Regions from separate parts of the Mus musculus genome. Here region 2 is linked to region 1. Evidence: chromatin loops called from intact Hi-C (ENCODE). Cell type or tissue: gastrocnemius. All regions are shown on one strand.

Region 1 (2,500 bases):
TCCCGAGCAGCAGGACTCATCAGTGTCCTTGGCCGGGCTAACTGGGCAGGTGGGCGCCTCCGGGGGCCTCACACCACGGTGCTGACCGAGGGATCTGAGAGGTTGAGCGGGCCCGTGATATCAGTGGGATGGTACTGCTGTAAAATAGAAATACACAGACAAGGCGGCCCGTTAGCTCCGACGTCGGGGGCACGCGCGGGGCCGGGACAGGGTGGACCGGCCAGCCGGCCGACCGGCGGGCAGGCGGGCACGGCCTGGGGGAGGCTGGGGGTGCTCCTCCCCCGACCCCGTCGTGCTCCGGGGCTCTGCGTGGGCCAGGCCGCTGTCCCGTGCGTCTGTCTGCGGGGGAGGGGCAGAGGAGGGCGGGCGGGGCGTCTCAGCTCTCCCTATGACGGGAACACAGCTGCAGCTGGCCCTCCTCCCTCTCAATAGCGCGTCGCGGCAGCACTGTGTCTTTTTGGTTTTGCAAAGCGCCGCGTCCACCCCCGGTGCTCTATAAATAAGAACCAACAATCAATACCTGCTGGCCCCGCCGGCCACCAGGGATCCCAGCCCTGAGCGCCCAGTGCTGCCCTGGCCCGGACCGGCCACAGGACAGGGGCAAAGGATCTCAGCAGCTGGACCGACCCCACCCCACCCAAAGGAGCCCCCACCCAGGCCTCCCTCTGAACAGCACCCAGCCCCAGAGACAGGGTGGAAGCTGGGCTTCCCTCCCCCACCCAGCCCCCAGAGGTCAACCCTGCAGGGTGGGGCCAGCTCCAGATGGCCCAGAAGAACGGGTCCCTGGTGCCCAGGGAGGCTCAGGTAAAGATTGAACTGAGAGCAAGGCCCCAGAAAGGAACCACGTAGATCTCTGAGTTGTACCTGGCCAGCTCCAGATGGAGCCCCAAGACTTAGTGACATCCACTGAAAATGGCCTGCCACCTGCAGGACTTTTGTGCCTTCCCCACTATGGCCATCTGGCCCCAAAAGTACAGATCTTCTTCTTCCCTGTCAGATTTCCCCTTCCCCACACAAATTCCAGCCCACAGCTCCCTTGGCCCTGCTCTTCCACCCCTGCGCCCCCTAGTGGGGGTTCTGATTCAGACCTTGTAACATAGACCTTGCCCACTTTCCCTGGTCTGGGTGACCCTGAAGATAGTGTTTGTACCACCAGCTCCTGGAGCCTCAAGTTGGTGCAAACCACAGATTCTTACTCTTCATCCCCTTTTTCTGAACCAAGGCCTTTGGAGAGCTGAGCAGCCAGGCCTTGTGGGTCTCTCTGGAGCACCCTAGTACATTTTGCTTTGTGCCAAATCCTGTCAGTATGCCTTTCTTCCTGGGCATAGGAGCATAACTATAGATCCAGATTCCTTGTGGGACACAAGCCCCTTGTGGGTGACACTCCCCACTGGTTAGAGGGCTTCCTGTGGGCCTGTTAAAGGGTAACGTCATAGGATCAGGGTGACTCTAGCAAAAAGCGAGCCTGCTGGAGGACTTTCTTGTGAGCATGTACTGCTGGTGCGGTGATGTGACGCTGCCCAAGACAGGGAACCGTTTTCTGGCTCAGAAGGCAGAAGGTCTGACTCTGACAGTGGCCCGTGGCAGTGCTTGGGGGTTTGAGCGGGAACACAGTTCTTAGCCTCCCCTTCCCGGACCTCCTTCTGAGAACCTGTTTTGCCTTAGGTGCTCAGGCCCCAGGCCTTTCAAGAACACCCTATCCATGCTCAGATCACCTGGGTGCTGCTGCCACACCTCCATCAGGGACCTGTTCACCATGGCAACACCCCACTCCCCACCTGACAGTCTCCCTGTAACCAAGGGTCAATGCCAATGCTAGGCCCCAGTCGTCCACCCAGATGGACCCAGGCCCGGCCCCCAGCCCCCGGCCCACACAGAGACCACATGGAAGATGCAACACGCATGGCTCTGGTGAGACAGGTGAGACAGGTGTCTGGGGGGCGGGGCCAGTGGCCAGACAGACGGACGGATGGGACATCACAGCTACACCCTGCAGGGCTGTTGCAGGGCAAGAATGAAAGCATCAAGCCCCGTGTGGAGAAACAGGGATGAAACAGACGTGGTGTGGCCTCCTGGCAGGGGCAGCCTGGGACAGGGCTACTCTGGTTCCCAGGGTCCGGGTAGCCCAGAGAGGCAGTGAGGCTGACTGACTGACCAACAACATGACACAGCTTCCAGATGGCGTGTGGGTCATGGCATGGGGAGAGAGGTGGGCAGACTAACGTGGAGACACATGGGGAAGCTGAGGGCAAGTGAGGGCTTGAGGAGAGGTCTGGAGCGTTCTAAAGGACAGCACCCTTTAATGGGTGGAGGGTGGGTGAAGGACTGACTTGGCACAGATGGCCAGGGTTGAAGATGGGGGCAGGGGTGGGATGGTAAGGGAGAGGGAGACAGACATGGGGCAAGGGGGGAGTCAGAGACGCGGGACTGGGGTGCTTCCCCTTACCGTGTCTTTGGAGGACCTACGTCTCTTGAAGCTGGAGGCCAGGGTGGAGGTGAT
Region 2 (2,500 bases), 64 kb before region 1:
AGTCTTGGTGGTCCACAACCTTCCCTCTGTCTGGGTGATCTGACACCTTCTGACCTCCAATGTCACTAGGCACAAGTGCTACACATACATAAAATGCAGCCAAAAAAACCACTCATACATGTAAATCTAAAGTAATTTAAAACAAAACAACACACACCCCAATAAGGATAGAACCCTTGGGCAATAAATGGATGGCTCTCCGGGCTCTCCCTGACGCCATACCTGTTGACTCAGAGTCTAGCTAGGTGAACCTGGAGGTTGGGGGGGGGGGTGCAAGGAAAAGTTTAGGCCAAGAAAATTCACACCAGTGTGTCCTGTTGGCCACATGTGGGCAAGAATAGTTATAAAGAGCCAACTCAAACTCCTGAACTTAAAACATTGAAAGCTTTATTTGTTTGTTGTAACTCAACTGCATAGTTCTGGACCATGAGCTTTGCAGATGACAACATTGTGTTTCAATGTCAAATGCCTGAAAACTGTAATGGACAGACCAAGAGGGATCCCTGTCAGCTCCTCTGTGGGTCCAATTGCTATAACCTGTGCCTGAGTTTCTGGTTGCTTTCTTTTCGGTGGTGTGGTGTGGGAGGGGTGGGATTCAGTCTGTGAACAGCCTGAAGCTGTAGGAGGTGGGGAGAGGTCTTCACCTCTTCTCTGGTGTCCAGTTACCTGTTGGCTGTAGGACAAACCTTTCAGTTTGAAAAACAGACCATCTGGCAGGAGGCGAGAAGGAGGAGGGCAGGAGCTCCAAACAGGGCCCCACCCTCTCCCAAGTCCTTTCTTAGCCACCTAGGCAAAGAAAATGGTGTCTAGGCCTTATATCCTTTCACCTAGATGGGCAAGTCCTAGGAGGCTACCTGGACAAGTCTGGGCATCAAGGTGGCAGAGGTAGGGTGCCTAGTCCAAACCCACTGTTTAAGATCCCGGCAGGAGGAAGGGTGCCCCCTAGTGGCTAGGGAGACCATGCCTGATGAAGCTTGCCGGCAGATGGCAAAGTCAGCCTCTTGCACAACTCATATACTCATAAAAGTCATATACTTAACTGCAGCTCTCACACCCATTGCTGGCGGATCTCAGGCTCCCTCTCGATGTGAGTGAACTTGGGCTCTCTGCCCTGCCCAGCCTTTCCAGGCAGCTCTTCCGGAAGGGCTCCTGTAAACCGGTTGTCACCAGCCACTACAGAAATAAACAAGCTGCAGGCTTGGGGGTGGGTGTGTGTGGGGGAAGCACTACCCTAATCTCTAGTCTCCACTAGGGGCAGCATGGCACTGCTTGGCCATCTCCACTCAGCGGCAGGACAGGCAACCCCATCTAGGAGAGAAAGCCAACACTCCTCAATAGTAACCTCGTTTATTTGAAAAGGAGAGGATATAAGAGACTAAAACATCCGTGTGGAGCCCTGCTCCTCTGTCTTAGCGAGGACTGGCAGGCGGTCTCTCCCGCCTCCAATGCCCTGAAGCTAGTGGAGCTGGCTATGGTACCCACTTTTCACAACTGCTGAGAAGCTATGACTTGTGGGTTCTCATAGCAGTGAGCCACTTTGCTGGTCATAGGAGAGTTGCTGCAGGCCCTGCAGGGGCAACAAGCAGTCACCAGGCGGTCCCAGGGCTCCAGAGAATGGAGCCAGAGTGGCAGCCAGGCCCAGGATTGAAGACAGCGGGGCAGCCAAGATGGTCGGTGTTGTTGCAGGACATTAACCAGGATGATAAGGAGCACCAGCCCCACCAGAGGACCCCCTACTGCAGCCAGCACTGTGCCCCCTGCCAGGGAAAGTCCAAAGGCTGCTAGGGGTAGCAGCAGGAAGGTTAATAGTAGGTAGACAATGGCCACCCAGCGATACTGGGCAGTCAGGTTTCCAAAGCGCTTGGCCAGTGGAATTGGCAGTCTCAAGACAGGCACCAGGTACCACAGCAGTATGCCAGCCAGGTTGAAGAAGAAGTGGATGAGAGCAACCTGGTAGGCAGGAAAGACAAGAAGGCATAAGGAGCTTGGACTACCTGGGCTCTGGGCTCTTTAGAAACTATGCCTTTCCTACTCTGGTCAAGTCTGAAGCTTGTCCGCTGTGTCCTGCTGAGTGATTCAGACAGATCACTTAGTACAGCAGCATCTAGCCAGGGTAGGCTCATATTCACCATATTCCTCCTGCCCGTGTTTTAGGAGATAGGGGTCTATGTCAGCACCTGTGTGTGGTAACAAAACCCTGCTGCTATCAGAGACGGTGGGAGGTTGGTAGGAAACACGACATATGGCCTTTCTGTAAATGAGCACAATCCAGGGGGCTTGGAGAGGATGGTACAGGCTCAGGAGGGTCTAAGTGACAAGGATAATACAGAGGCAGATACAAGGATGCAAGTGGGACGCAGGGAGAGCTAGGCTCAGTTTTCCCTATAGCAGCAGCCAGTGCAATCCAAGATTTCAGAACCTGATCCTGTCCCAGGCAGAGGGAATCTAGAGTGGGGGCAGTGGACCAAAGACTAGGTGATTTAGAGAGTCTGAGCTTGAA

What was found. Hi-C counts contacts between places; a loop is a spot of excess contacts. Peaks named below come from ENCODE experiments on the same cell type or tissue, not always from the same donor. Only the 100,000 strongest peaks of a DNase experiment are listed, where the experiment ranks them.
Region 2: it touches region 1 in a loop (2.3-fold over the local background); 5 of 42 quality-filtered maps call a loop at or near these places.

What each region holds. Positions count from the first base shown.
Region 1 is chr2:25,291,992-25,294,491 of GRCm38, forward strand. Grin1 (glutamate receptor, ionotropic, NMDA1 (zeta 1)) reads right to left here. Exons shown (of 20, transcript NM_008169.3): 19 at 2,447-2,500; 20 at 1-493. The coding sequence ends at 377. Grin1os (glutamate receptor, ionotropic, NMDA1 (zeta 1), opposite strand) reads left to right here. Exons shown (of 4, transcript NR_168905.1): 2 at 1,666-1,920. Among named protein-coding and RNA genes, the nearest start is that of Grin1os, 2.0 kb to the left of the region's middle. In gastrocnemius, a CTCF peak has its summit at 1,064 (motif pointing left); DNase peaks (open chromatin) are centred at 250, 599 and 1,061; H3K4me3 peaks cover 1,073 bases; H3K27ac peaks cover 1,004 bases.
Region 2 is chr2:25,227,566-25,230,065 of GRCm38, forward strand. Slc34a3 (solute carrier family 34 (sodium phosphate), member 3) reads right to left here. Exons shown (of 13, transcript NM_080854.3): 13 at 1,332-1,950. The coding sequence ends at 1,486. Among named protein-coding and RNA genes, the nearest start is that of Tubb4b, 4.1 kb to the left of the region's middle. In gastrocnemius, CTCF peaks have their summits at 982 (motif pointing left) and 1,186; DNase peaks (open chromatin) are centred at 966, 1,211 and 1,567; H3K4me3 peaks cover 1,162 bases; H3K27ac peaks cover 2,047 bases.